Linked DNA regions of Homo sapiens: regions 1, 2, 3 and 5 are each linked to region 4. A link is a contact called in ENCODE Hi-C or POLR2A ChIA-PET data. All regions are on one chromosome and are shown on one strand. The core of a region is the stretch at or near the end of the contact, and the rest is flanking DNA. Distances in the headings are between cores, read along the strand shown.

What was found. Hi-C counts contacts between places; a loop is a spot of excess contacts on that map. ChIA-PET counts read pairs that join two places held with the same protein, here RNA polymerase II (POLR2A). Pooled maps may share reads with other maps.
Region 1: a map of naive thymus-derived CD4-positive, alpha-beta T cell shows a loop between it and region 4 (9-fold over the local background). The contact joins the promoter of PRKCA here to the promoter of AXIN2 in region 4. A Hi-C loop is called at or near these places in 1 of 168 maps with a recorded cell type or tissue (naive thymus-derived CD4-positive, alpha-beta T cell) and 8 of 50 pooled maps.
Region 2: a pooled map shows a loop between it and region 4 (6-fold over the local background). The contact joins the enhancer-like site here to the promoter of AXIN2 in region 4. A Hi-C loop is called at or near these places in 3 of 168 maps with a recorded cell type or tissue (ascending aorta, gastrocnemius medialis and naive thymus-derived CD4-positive, alpha-beta T cell), 2 of 37 single-sample maps with no recorded cell type and 17 of 50 pooled maps.
Region 3: a map of CD8-positive, alpha-beta T cell shows a loop between it and region 4 (22-fold over the local background). The contact joins the promoter of CEP112 here to the promoter of AXIN2 in region 4. A Hi-C loop is called at or near these places in 2 of 168 maps with a recorded cell type or tissue (both CD8-positive, alpha-beta T cell), 2 of 37 single-sample maps with no recorded cell type and 9 of 50 pooled maps.
Region 5: a map of ascending aorta shows a loop between it and region 4 (7-fold over the local background). The contact joins the enhancer-like site here to the promoter of AXIN2 in region 4. A Hi-C loop is called at or near these places in 2 of 168 maps with a recorded cell type or tissue (ascending aorta and naive thymus-derived CD4-positive, alpha-beta T cell), 2 of 37 single-sample maps with no recorded cell type and 16 of 50 pooled maps. POLR2A ChIA-PET finds 5 or more read pairs at or near these places in 1 of 52 experiments (naive thymus-derived CD4-positive, alpha-beta T cell).

The regions. Positions count from the first base shown.
Region 1 is chr17:66,301,232-66,304,005 of GRCh38, forward strand. It overlaps PRKCA (protein kinase C alpha), which reads left to right and starts at 1,382. Exons shown (of 17, transcript NM_002737.3): 1 at 1,382-1,793. The coding sequence starts at 1,621. RefSeq lists an enhancer at 2,176-2,677.
Region 2 is chr17:64,983,977-64,986,676 of GRCh38, forward strand. No RefSeq gene overlaps it. Among named protein-coding and RNA genes, the nearest start is that of LRRC37A3, 66 kb to the left of the region's middle. RefSeq lists enhancers at 930-1,209, 1,827-2,126, 2,407-2,456. Within about 2 kb of position 1,380, at least 28 of the 41 ENCODE cell types and tissues checked have a DNase peak (open chromatin) inside an H3K27ac peak, as active enhancers do; they include ascending aorta and gastrocnemius medialis, where a contact is called at or near this core.
Region 3 is chr17:66,190,836-66,193,535 of GRCh38, forward strand. CEP112 (centrosomal protein 112) reads right to left here and starts at 1,298. Exons shown (of 27, transcript NM_001199165.4): 1 at 1,162-1,298.
Region 4 is chr17:65,560,286-65,562,985 of GRCh38, forward strand. It overlaps AXIN2 (axin 2), which reads right to left and starts at 1,363. Exons shown (of 11, transcript NM_004655.4): 1 at 1,165-1,363. RefSeq lists a silencer at 1,377-1,526.
Region 5 is chr17:64,967,707-64,970,430 of GRCh38, forward strand. It overlaps the pseudogene AMZ2P1. Among named protein-coding and RNA genes, the nearest start is that of LRRC37A3, 50 kb to the left of the region's middle. Within about 2 kb of position 1,430, at least 6 of the 41 ENCODE cell types and tissues checked have a DNase peak (open chromatin) inside an H3K27ac peak, as active enhancers do.

The sequences.
Region 1 (2,774 bases), core at 132-2,631, 740 kb after region 4:
AGTATTTTAGAAAAGTTTTTTTTTTCAACATAAATTTATTGAAGGATCAAACGTGTTCTCTTTCTTGGTCTCTTTAGCTCGTAAAGTCGTTTTGGGGATTTCGTGAATCTGGCAAATAAAACAAAACACCAATGAAACGCTGAGAAATGATTATTTCCCTTATGTATTTTAGCGGCCTCCAGGCAGACCTGATAAATATTCAGCGAGTGATTAGCTGGTGCATCCCCACCTGCGTCCTTTGCATAGCCATGCCCGCTACTCTTTCACAGGCAGTTTTACTTGGTAAGTTACAAACGTACTGGCTGCACTCTGCACCTGACAGTATTGCAGTAATTAGCTTGGGATGCAAAATGATTTCTAAATTAAGGTCCTGGACTTGTAAAATCAAGAAAGCCTGATAATCAACATCGTCGCTCTGGTGGCCATTGAATAACGGGATAAATACCTAAGACAAGTCCTTTAACCATCCCACGTGGTGATAAATGCCCGACGTACAAATTAAAAGTCTCTACCACACGCAGGTGAAATAAGGTATAGGTCAAGAAGAGAAGGTAGGGGAAAGGGTCAATGCTTAATTATTTAAAAATCGCTCTCTTCCTCCTGTAGGAAGGTCTAGGGGCTAGGTCTTTTAGTGCACACGTGATGAAAGTGACATTTTGGCCAGGTGAAACCTCAAGCTGGTACAGGCAGCTAAAACACGGGCGTCGTGCCCTGGAGACACCGGGGGTCCTGAGGATGGGGAAGGGGCTCCCTGCTGCGGGTGCTGAGGGGTTAGGAGGTGAGCACCGGGCGGGAGGCTCCGGGGCAGGGGCTGCGCGTGGAGCCCACTCCCGGACGCGGGCTCCTCTCGGCCCGGCACGGGTGGCGCAGGACTCCGAGCCCGTCGACAAGAGAGAGAGCGGGAGTGGGAGAAGGAAGACCGGGAGAGGAGGAGGCCGGGCGGCAAGAGCGGAAGAAGAGGAGGAGAACTGAGGCGGAGGAGGGCGAGAGGGAGGAGAGCCGGGCGCAGGAAGGGGAGGAAAGAAAAAGGCGGCGGAGGAGCGCGGACCCGCCACTCCCGGCCTCCTCCCCCGCATCCCCACTCGGGCCGGCCCTCCCCCGGCCGCCGCCGCCGCCGCCGCCGCCGCCGCCGCCGCCGCCGCCGCCTCCCCTTGCCCAGTGTTCCCAGCACCGCAAGGCACTCGCTGCCTCCTCCGCACTCGGTCCGGTCCGCTCAGCGCCGCCGCCGCCGCACCCTCGCCGCACCCCCGCGCGCGCCCGGCCCGCGCGCCCCCGCCGCTCGTCCTCGCGGCCTCGCGCTCGGGGCATGCGCGGTGGGCGGTGCCGCTCCGGGCCGCCTCTGCCGCCGCGAGTAGGAAGCGCGAGCGCCGGGCACCGGGCTGTCAGTGAGCCTGGGGCCAGCGGGCGAGCCAGCGGCTCCGGCTCCCGCTCCCGCTCCGCGCAGCACCAGCCCGACTCTCCCCGGCCCCCGCCGCGCCCCCTCGCCGCGACCTCGGCCACCGGCCCGCGCCCCGCGCCCGGGGTCGCCCCGAGCCCGCACCTCTCCCCCGCCGCCCCCGCCCACCCGGCCCTCCGCGGCCGCAGCTCCCCGGCGGAGGCAAGAGGTGGTTGGGGGGGACCATGGCTGACGTTTTCCCGGGCAACGACTCCACGGCGTCTCAGGACGTGGCCAACCGCTTCGCCCGCAAAGGGGCGCTGAGGCAGAAGAACGTGCACGAGGTGAAGGACCACAAATTCATCGCGCGCTTCTTCAAGCAGCCCACCTTCTGCAGCCACTGCACCGACTTCATCTGGTAGGTGCCGGGCCGGGCACTCCTGCCCCGCTCCTCCCCGCCTCCGGGTCCCGGCACCCGGCGCTCCGGCGCGTCCGCCCCGGGGCTGGCTCACTCCGATAACTTGGAACCGGCGGGAGTCCGAACTCTTCGCCCGGAGTGACACGCGCGCCCGGCCCTGACACCGGCGGGCAGGACTCCCGGGACGTCGCCGTCCCGCCACACACACCCCCTGGCGCGAGAGGGAGGCTGGCCCCGTACGGTGGCGAAGGGGATCCCTCTCCGGGCCGGGCCCCTCACCTCCCCGGGCGCGCCCACCCGCACGCACCCAGCGGAGCGGCCGCTTGCCGGGGTGTGAGCCCAGGGGACAGGGGAGGAGGAGAGGCCCTAAGGGGGCAAAGGTTCCCGGAGAAACGCGCCCCGGAGTAACGGGGGAGCGGCGGCGATTGCACTGCGCGCGGTCCAAGTTGCTGGCGAGCCAGGCTGGGCGCGTTCGGGGTGGGGGGGTTGTGTTTGTGCTTCCCATCGGGCTGGACTGCGCTGGCATCTTGGGCCCCTGCCTACTGTAGGCTGCATCTACTGGGCACGGAGAGACTGACTTTTCTGAGTGAGCAGAGAGAGAGAGAGCAAACTGTTGAAAGCTTGCAGTGGGGGAGGGGGAGTTCTAGCAGGCAAATGGCACAAGGGCAGAGGGACTCATTTAAAATAGACCCTGTCGGCCAGGCGCGGTGGCTCACGCCTGTAATCCCAGCACTTTGGGAGGCCGAGGCAGGCGGATCACCTAAGGTCAGTAGTTCGAGACCAGCCTGGCAAACATGGTGAAACCCCGTCTACTAAAAATACAAAATTAGCCGGGCGTGGTGGCACACGCCTGTAATCCCAGCTACTCGGGAGGCTGAGACGGGAGACTCGCTTGAACCCGGGAGGCGGAGGCTGCAGTGAGCCGAGATCGGGCCACTGCACTCCAGCCTGGGTGAGACAGAGCGAGATTCCGTCTCAAAA
Region 2 (2,700 bases), core at 130-2,629, 580 kb before region 4:
CCAGTCCCTAGAACCATGAGAAATAAATTTCTTTGTTTATAAACCACCCAGTGTATCATATTTTGTTACGGCATCCTGAAAGTCTAAAATACATCCTATTTCATGGATAAAATGCCTTTTCTTATTTCTCTATAGATAGTAACTATACTACTTTTGAAGATTTGTTCTGTTGTTTCCTCTGTTTTGGTCTTTTTGTTTCATGTTAGAACTTTCCATAAACATCTGGTAATCTTTGGCTATCTGTTAAGATTTCATTATGAGGCACAAAAAACTGGTGGGGGGTTCTGTGTGCATGAATGTGGCTTATTCTCAGAGGCAATCTGGCAGATAATCAGCTTATTCACTGAGGGGATTCTCCCCAGTGTCTGAACTTGAAAGTTTCTTCTCTGCGACCATTGCATTTTTTTTCCAGAGTAGGATCATTTCCTAACTGACTGCCAGTGTTCTGGAAGCAGGTGCAGTGAAGAGCCTAAGAGTCCTACTAATGTGTGTGTGAATTCCGAATCCTTAGTCACCGTGTTCATCCCTAACCCATACTGCCACAAGGACTCTCAAGTCTCACAACTAATTCATTTTAACATGAGAAGATATTAAGAGGGTTAAGAGGTTCTCCATGATTCACCTACTAGTGTGAATTCATATCTTCTCCTTTTGCTTTTCCCCTGGCCCTTAGCTGATATCAACTGCTCTGAGGAAATGGAAGTCTGATTGGTCAGGAAGCAGGAATAGTGGGTAATTTGGGGTCCCAGACCCCCCTTAGCAGGCAAGCAGCCCAGAGGTGGGTAAAGCACTTTAGGAAAGGGTGCTGCAATCCAGGGACTACGGCCCTGGACCTGGACGCCAAAAGGGAGTTGAGAAAGTAGAAAAGAAAACTACTTATGCTTAAATTGTGCTCAGAGCCAGGTCTCTATGCAAAGGAGCAGCAGGTGACCTGATTTCTCCCTCCTGCACTGCAGAGAACCTGCCCTCAAAGACCCAGAGCTCAGCTTCAGTAGAAGTTGAACAGCACTGTGCGAGCGAACCTGAGAACCCAGTCACCCTGAGAAAAACGGTTTCTAGGAGAAAACACATTCTTTGATCCAAACAACCAACTTACAAATGATCTTTTGGACCACGTCCTGCCTGCAAACTGAGGCTCAATTCACCTTTAATGGGCCAGCTCTGGCAGTGCCAAGGGAGAGAGGCCATTAGCAGAAATGAAAAAAGCAAGAAATCTTTTAGTCCATTAGGTTAAAAGAAGATTTTTCATGCTTTATTATTTATGATTTGCGACTTCAGTTACTGTTTCCTGGAACAAATGTTATGATTCAACTTCTATTTACTGAAGCAAATAGATGCTTATCAGCAGTCATGCTACAAATCACAAAGCAGTCAGTAAGGCCTTTGGGGCTGTGGCCTCTTTTGCAATTCTTTGATGTCTTGTCAGGCAACTTATTTTCTGTGCCTTAGAGAGTTTCCAAAAGCTACCACAATCTGATGTGTGTGTGTGTGTGTGTGTGTGTGTGTATACATTTGTGTGTGTATATCTACATGCACTCTTTCTGTCTCTCTTTCTCTCTCTCTCTATATATGGCATATAAATACAGTAAATTCAAAGAATTGAGCAAAAGCAGATTTTGGTTTTTACTTTAAGAATATCATTTCACTTCCTGAAAAATTAGGAATTAGGAGTCCTAAGAATACCACATAGCATTTAGGAAGACTTGAGTGGGAGCTAAGAAAGTTCGAATGAGGGGAGGAAGAAAGTCCCTGGTCAGCCCGGTATAGTGACTCAAGCCTGTAAACCCAGCACTTTAGAAGGCTGAGGTGGGAGGATTGTTTGAGCTCAGGAGTTTGAGATCAGCCTGGGCAACCTAGCAAGACTCTGATCTCTATTAAAAAAAAGAAAGAAAAGAAAGCCTGGGCAGTGGCCTCAGTGAACCCTCGAGGATGCTGTGATCCTCTTGGTGACGTCCCCAGCCTCTGCTTCAGGATGACAGCATGGTCTCCTGCACCATAGCTCGGTCTGAAATTTTCGGTTTTTCTTTCAAGTTCCCCTTTTTCAGTCTTCAAGGGGGATGGAGGAGGTGGCCTGAATAAGACATAAATGAAAGAGGAAGTGTCTCAGCACCAACCAAACGTAAAACAGCGACAGCGACCCACTTAGCTTGTGACCTCTACGGAAATACTGAAGACGTCCTCTGTGTCCTTTTAGACTTTCTGGGGGAGGGGACAGCTGCTGCCCAGAAGCAAGCAGCTTCCTTTTGGCCAGGTCAGTGCAGGGAACCAACAAAGACAGGGACCTGTGGCCAGAAGAAGCACAGCCACAGCAGGTATCTGATTGGACTGAGCCAGGAAAGGCCTTCTTGCCCTTAGGGACCCCTCAAAGCTTCTTTCCCACAAGCTGGAAACTGCTTGGCTCACTGCTGTCCTAAATGCAGGTGCCAGCCGAGGGGGTTACCCTAGGACCGTGAGCCATTAACAGCTTGTCTCAAATACGCTTCTCCAAGGCAGTCAGCGACTCCCCACTGAACACCTGTGGGTTCCTGCTGGTGCTAACTTAGGCACAGGGCTAGCAGGTCCCTCCCCTGTAGCAGATGATGAGAGCAAGTGTGGTGCAGGAGGAACTGGAAAGAGAGCATCGTCAGAGGCGACACTTGCGTGGATTAAAACCATATATTCTTGTGCAATGTAAAATTGCCAACTTGCATCAGCATAACG
Region 3 (2,700 bases), core at 48-2,547, 630 kb after region 4:
CCAAGCAAAGAATACACTTCATTCATATCACACTCCTTGCCAAACAAAACAAACGTTCTTGGAAGTTGTGTAAAACCCATTTTGTTCAATCAAATCATATTTTAAATATATTGTGGGTCATTAAAGAAAACTGGAAACGTCGACAAATTAAAAAGGATTAGAGGTGCACGTTTTCTCTGGCTTACACGTGTGGATGTTTTGACAAGAGCCTTCCCTGACTCTACCCGTAGCTCAGTGTGTGCTTTAGAAACAAATCTCAGTTTATTCTCTGGCCCGGCCCTACCATTTCCGCACCATTTCCATGGTCATTTCACAGAGGAAGAAGGAAGCTGAGGCTTAAGTGAGGTGAAGTCACTGACCTAGGTTCTTAGTGGACAGTGACAGCTGGGCCTGAACACTGCACAAATTATTAATACCATGCATTCCACTAAGCTGCAGCCTGACCACTGTGGAGAGGCTCATGGAATTTAATGTGCCTTTTCTATCTTATTTTGACTCATCTTAAAATATTAAAAACAAATAAAAGTAGCCGTGCAATGATCAGAAAAGCTGTTCACATTTACTTATGTCGTTCTCTTGAACACTTAAAAATAATTAACTCAGAAACACAGGGTAGCATCCTACATGCGGCGGTGCTGGGCTTGGGCCTCTCCAAGCGGCCTATGACTTTCTGCAAACCAACCAGCGCCCTGGTTCTGTCCCCGCAAATCCAGCTGATTGTTCTGAGACTCTTTTCTGGGACGGAATTGAAAACTCCAGCGGTGCCGTTCCTGGCAGTCCCTTCCTCGGCCCGCCGAGGCCCAGGCCCAGGCCGCGCTCCTACCTTGTCCAGGACACAGATTTCCTCTCCCAGTCGCAAACCCTTGGGTCAGACTCTTGGACCACGTCAGACCGATCAAACCGGCTGATCAAACTTTACTTAGAACTTTCCCAAGTCGTCCCGGCCTGGATCGCGCTCTGCCTGCCGGGGACACCACAGCGGGCAGCGCCGGGACCCCAGGGGCGCGCGCCCCCCAGGCCCGGAGAACGGGCCCAGGGCCTGAGGGCGACGCCCCTTCCCGAACGGGCCCGCAAGGGCGGGGCGGCAGCCACCGGCGCAAAATTCCACTCAAGAACCTGGTGGGAGGGGCGGGGGAAGGAAATTCAGAAAAAAACGAGAACCTGGCACCACCACACGCAAGCTTTCCGCTCGGCCGCTGCCGCCAACGCCGCCGCCACCGCCGCCCCTGCCAAACGGTTTCAAATCCTTGCGGGCCGCTGGGTCGCCGCCGCCCAGCAGCCCGGGGGCGGGGACTTTCGCGCTCGCATTTCCCCGCCCCCTACTCCACCCCTCTAGCCTGCGGTGCGGTTGCCATGGCGACGTTCCCGGCGGCGGCGACCACCGGCGCCCCAGGCTGGGGGCGGAGACTTCCGCGCGGGCATTTCTCCACCCACAGGTGGCGGCGTGCGCGCGGCCCCGTTGCCATGGCGACGCTCCTGCTGGCCCAGCAACCGCCAGACTCGCACCCCAGCTTGTGGGCCCCTTGGCGGGTCCCCAGTCGAAGCTTCCGGGATAACCCGACCACAGTTTGAATGCTGCTGCCCTCCCGCATCCCGCGCAGAGTCGCTTATGATCACCTTAGGGGCCGTGGCGAAAAAATAAGGGCACAGAAAATGGGGCGGCTGGAGGATGTTCACAAAAGGGGTGATCCGTTATGTGGACAGACATCAGAGTTGAATGGGTCTCAAGTGAAAATTTCCTCACTCTCTGATATATCAAAACCCAAGTCAAATTCTTCAAAAGGTTCTTTTTAAAACCTATCTCACTGGAAGTAAACACCAACAGCTAGCTCTTCCTTGTCTCAAAGACAAATCATGCTAAGGAAAATAAAGGGTACAGAATGCTTTTAAGAATGTTTAGTTTTCAAAAGCATACTTGAACATGTTTATAACTAGGGAATGATATATAATCCAGATAATTAGTACTGAGAATCAAGGATGCAAAATCAAGCATGCAATTGCAGGAATTTAACCAGTCAGTTAATACATTCAAGATAGATAAACTGGCCGGGCGGGGTGGCTCACGTCTGTAATCCCAGTACTTTGGGAGGCCAAGGTGGGCGGATCAGGAGGTCAGGAGATCGAGACCATCCGGGCTAACACGGTGAAACCCTGTCTCTCCTAAAAATACAAAAAATTAGCCAGGCGTGGTGGCACACGGCTGTAATCCCAGTTACTCGGGAGGCTGAGGCAGGAGAATTGCTTGAACCCGGGAAGCAAAGGTTGCAGTGAGCCGAGATTGCGCTACTGCACTCTAGCCTGGGCGACAGAGCGAGACTCAAAAAAAAAAAAAAAGATAAACTACCCTACTCCAGCCTCAGGAGGAGGAGGACATTGGTCAAAGGAAACAAAATTTAAGTTAGATTGGAGGAATAAGTCTAAGCGATCTATTTTACAACGTGGTGACCATAGTAAATGATAATGTATTGTGTTCTTGAAAATTGCTAAAAGAGTACATCTTAAGTGTTCTCATCACAAAATTAATAAGTATGTGAAGCAACGCTTATGTTAATTAGCTTGACTTAGTCATTTCACAATGTTGTGCATAATAAATATATGCAATTTTTAGAATCATAAACTGCATTGCTGAAAGAATATGAAATGAATTTGACAAATGGTGTCTAAATAAACATGAAAAGAAAAATAGAAGATAAATAAATA
Region 4 (2,700 bases), core at 113-2,612:
CCCCGGACTTGGGCCGGTCCTGCGCGCAGACTGAGCCTCCGCCAGCGCTGTGGGCCCCTTAGCGCGGACCCGCGGCAGGGAGGGGAAAAGGGGAGGGGGAAGAGAAGTAGGAGGAGAGGATGGGGCGGAGGAGAGGCGGGGGGCGGGGGAGGGCAAGCGGGGGGCGCCGCTACCCTTTCATCCCACCTCCCAAAGGCACTCCCGCGCGCACTCACACGCCGACTCACATCCATAACCGCGACAGCGACGCGACCCCCGGGGGGTATCTGCCCCCTCTCCGCCCCCGCCACTGCCGCCACTCGGATAAGTCTCCTCTCTGGGCCCCCCGCCAACCCGGTCACCGCGCTGGGGAGGGGGCTCCGGCGCAGGGCGCGCAAGGCTGCCCGGCCAAGCCCCCCGGAACGCTGGGCGCCGGGTCCGCCGCTCCCCTCCGCGCCGGCCCCTAGCGCGCCCCGAAATAGCCGGCCTGCCAACTTCAAAGGGCCGCCCCGCACATCAAAGCGCGCGGTCCGCCCGGCCGCCTCGGCCTCGGCACTCACCATTGATCCCCGCGCGCGCTCGGCGGCGAGACCTCGCAGGCGCCCCTGGCAGGGGCCCGGCCCCGGCCCCCGGCTCGGCTCGCGGCGGCAGCCCCGGGCCCCCCCGGGCCGGCCGCGGCGTCGGGGAACATGGGGAGTCGTGCGGCGGGGGAGGGGGTGCGGGAAACAACAATCCCGGGTTCAGAGCGAAAGCCACCGGCCGGGGAGGGGGAACGGCGCGCCCCGCCGCCCCTTTTATGCAAAAGATCCGAGCGGGCCTCCGCCCCCGCCCGGCCCGGCTTTCAACGCAGGTCCTGTTTCCAGCAGTCACTCGGCGCACCAAATGTCCTCCGGGCGCTTCCAACAAAAACTGCGCTGTGGATTTAACTGTGCACTTCAAAGGCGCGAGCCGAGCGCACGGTCCTGAAAGGGAGGTACGCGCCGGCCGCGCCCCGGGCCGCCCCCCGCAGCCCCGCCACCGCTCCGCAGGGCCGCCCCGCCCGCGCCCCCCTCCAGGCCCGGCCTCCGCCTGGCCGGGCCCCCTCCCGCCCCCCGCGCCCACGCCGCGGCTCGGCGCGACCTCGCCCCCTGTAAGAGGGGGGCTTTCTTTGAAGCGGCTCCGCTGGGGCCGAGCTTCCACCCCCACCTTTTACAGCAGGGCCTTCGGCGGGCGCCTCGGCCGCCGGGCGGCCCCGAAATCCATCGCTCTGAGGGGTTATTTTTATTTCCCGGCTCTCGGGCTGTTACTGAGTTGCCAGGACCTTATCAAAGCGCAGCCGGCTCCAGCCGACTCCCCCGGGCCAGGCTCGCGGAGCCAGTGATCCCGCCGCGCCAATCACAGCCGCGCTCGGCCGGCCCGCGCCGCCCGCCTTAAAGGGACAGCGCCCCGCGCCCGCCCCGCCCCGCCCCGGCCCGCCCCCGCCGCACGCTCCGCTCCCGCGTTAACCCTTCCCCGGCCTCTCCTCCGCCCCCTGCCAGCCCCCCGCGGCCCCGAGGGCATTCTCAGCCCGAGTTCTGATTTCTTCTTTTAAGTTCTCCGGCCTCTTTGCTCCCGCCTCCTCCCCCTGCCTGCCCTCGCTCTCCCCGGCTCTGGAATGCAACAGTTTCTGGTAGCATTATGGCCATCGCAAGAACTGCAAGCAAGCAGATTTTTTTTTTTCTATCATCAAACGCTTTTCTACCTCTATTCAAGTTTCCCTGGGAATTTGGGCTTGGAGGACTTTATAAAGGGAGTTCCGGCCCTGGGGTTGGCTGGCCCGCTGTCATAGGGCGGACTCGGGCCCAGCCGCTGGAGGCGTGTGCATGCCTGTGCGCGCTTGTGCACGTGCATCTGAGTTCGGGTAAATATAGGACTGCAGTTGGTGGATGAATTGCGTTTGTGCATGTGTGAAAGTGGGGTGTGAATCCGCCAGTATAGGCCTGAGTGCTAACACCAGTTAGGAGGCATACCTCAGTGCCCTGAAGACCTAGGTCCAGCTTCCTAACCTGCTGGCCATAAGACCCTCGTAGCGGCACACATTGGCCATCTCTCCCAAACAACTGCATACCCGTTACTCTTCCAAAGTCCCCTCTTCTGCCATATGTTACATATTAAACCGATAGGAATATCTTTTTTCCCACTCCAAACGACAAGGCATGCATGCCGTTTTAATGTATCGAAAACTCCTCACCCCATTGTCACCTTTGAATTTCTCCCACATTTGCCCAAAAACGTTTATAAGGCACACACAACCTTCTCTTCTCCGTTAAAATGAGAAAATATGTCACAAACCCAGAGCATTGTGTATTTATTCTGCTGCTGCTATAGAATGATTCCTTATGTTATGAGCGAATAATTAACTTTTCTTCCTTTTAAAAAACAAAGGGCCGGGGACGGTGGCTCATGCCTGTAATCCCAGCATTTTGGGAGGCCCATGCTGGAGGATCATCTGAGGTCAGGAGTTCGAGACCAGCCTGCCTAATATGGCGAAACCCCGTCTCTACTAAAAATACAAAAATCAGCCGGGTGTGGTGGCACGTGCCTGTAGTCCCAGCTACTCGGGAGGCTGAGGCAGGAGAATCGCTTGAACCTAGGAGACGGGGGTGGGGGGGTTGCAGTGAGCCAAGATGGCACCACTGCACGCCAGGCTGGGTGACAAAGCGAGACTCCCTCAAAAAAAAAAAAAAAAAACACACACACACA
Region 5 (2,724 bases), core at 180-2,679, 590 kb before region 4:
GGTGACAACCAGCAAAAGAAAAAAAATGAGCTAATGCACTCGAGAGAGTAAGGAAGGCTCACGGAAGAGGAGGGCTGTGGTGATCAGAGTCCACGGACGTCCAAAAATGTGACTTGGCTGGCCCTAACAGAGGGGAGCAGCTCTTCTAAAAACAAAATCACCCCCTGGAAATTATGTTGGTTGGTTCCTTGGGGCATCTACAGTTCTTTTTCAAGTTATTTACTTGCTCATTACCGCCAGTCCCAGCTTTCTTGGGAGACCTAAACATATTTGGGGAATGGAAATAATGTGCTTGCTGCCACAGACCAGGCCAGTAAGATGAGAAGATAAAGAGTTTCTAGAGTTTTTATTATTCAAAATGAGTTTCATTTCAATTCAGGTACTTGAAAGAAGGTTCTAGTCTGTTACTTTGACACAGCACAAGATCAATAGTTTATTCTGATGAAGTATTCCACCCAAATGAAAGCATAACATGCAAGTAGTCATTTATTTCAATCACTCCTATTTGAAGGTCCTTATTTTTGGAGAACAGTCAGGCATTTTATTATCCACTCTTTCCATTCCTTAAAGGCTTCCTTCCACGGGTTTCAGTAAATTCCCATTATCCTCACGACTGTGTTCTGGAGTTGCTCCAGGTGTGCCAGAAGATTCATCATCAATCCACCTCACCAGTGCCTGGAAAAGCATTGAAAGATGCGCACTTCAACAAACCACAGCAAAATACCATCAGGCAAGAGAGAAGCATTGGCTTCTAGATCATAGGGTGACATATTACCCCATGAAGACGCTGCATTTGATAATGATGCTGTGAATATGAATAATGCTAATGATATACTGAGTGAAATGGCACGTACCAAATACACACAGAATTACAAATGATGTCAAAAGTACGCACTGAAAAAAGATGAAAAAGAAATACACTCATTCTTATACTTTGTTTCTAGCATGATAGGATATTTTTTCTCAACTTGCTGAATATTCTACAAGGCATTATATTAATTTGACATGTATGTATATACATATATAAGTGTCCACACAGGCATGGGTAGACATATGTATGTGAAAACACATGTGTAGACATTTCTGTGCAGTCACCTGAATGCAGTCATACCCATGAGTAAACACATGAATGTATATTGATGTTTGTGGGCAAGTGTGGGCACACACACACATACTGAGATTAGGTACTTTCCTTCTTCCTTTTTAAAGAAAATCACTTTTTTCCTCCTAATGAACATCATACCTCTGTCCCATATTTGGAAAGATAAATCCTGTCCTCACACTTATAGGGTTTAAAAAATGAACTTTGCCACACATATCAATATTTATTCAGTTTTGCAAAGTCAAGCTCTCTTGCCCTAAATGGAAGAGAAGCAGAAAATTTCTTCCACTATTTCTCATTGAACTGTAAGCATAAATCACTCTAAGGCAAGCTGAAGTTTTTAAGAAGGGCATTTCTTCGCATGTTTTTAAACCACAGCTTCCTGCTTATCTTTACACTAATTTCCTCTGATAAATTATAACTCTAGAGAAGGATATAATAGATACATCAGTTTGCTACTCAGATAACCACTTCCCCCTCTTTACACTATCCATCCCTCAACTTACTTTATATCTTTCTACAATGCTGAAGCCAATAACAGCACACTGCAACTTGTGCAAACAGATAGGGCAAAGGTTTAGAGGGCGCCGGTCAGCTTCTTCCAAGTGGAAGAAGCCCCAGATTTCCCTATCAAAATCCTTTGCTGCTATCCACCATGCCTTGTCTTGTAAAACTTAATGGGCTGGAGGTCAAATACTTGAGAAACTGAAGTTTCAGAGTCTTTTCCCACAAAAGAAGTCTTTTTCTGAAAGTAGCAAGTACTCCAAATCAAGTACTCAAAAAGGAACCACAAAAACTAATCACATGGGTCAGGCATGGTGGCTCATGCCTGCAATCCCAGCACTTTGGGAGGCCAAGGTGGGCGGATCACCTGAGGTCAGGAGTTCAAGACCAGCCTGGCTAACATGGTGAAATCCTGTCTCTACAAAAATACAAAAATTTGCCAGGCATGATGGTAGGCGCCTATAATCCCAGCTACTCAGGAGGTTGAGGCAGGAAAATGGCTTGAACCCGGGAGGCGGAGTTGCAGTGAGCCGAGATCCCGCCATTGCACTCCAGCCTGGCGACAGAGCGAGACTCCATCTCAATAAATAAATAAATAAATAAACAAATAAAATAAAATAAATCACATCAACAATAGGCAGTCATGATTTCACTCTTTAAGGACACGCTAAACAGATCTGTTACACGTGTGCCTGGAGGGGTTGCTGGCCTTCCCTCACGCAGCACTGACTGAGGACAACTGCCCTGATGTCTTGAAGCCCATGCTTTAAACCACGGCTTTAGACAGAATAACCTCGTCCCCTTCCCCACCCCCACCCCCTTTTTAAAGAGCAGCTCAACTCTATTCTGTCACTAGTGTCTGGTGACCAGAATAAATACCCTTGTAACTGACTTCCTGTGTTACATTTAGAGTTATATCAACCATCTCTGCAAGCACAGAGAACACGGTTTGCTACGTAACTCACCCTACAGGGTACTGCTTCACAATTCGACTTGTTTACATGATCACTTTTATTTATGTCTCTCGTTCAGTTTTTATTTTAAAGTAATAAATTTTTAAAGAAAATAACCCATGGTAGGTTTGTTCAATCTAATTTGATTCAAAAACAACTTCCTCA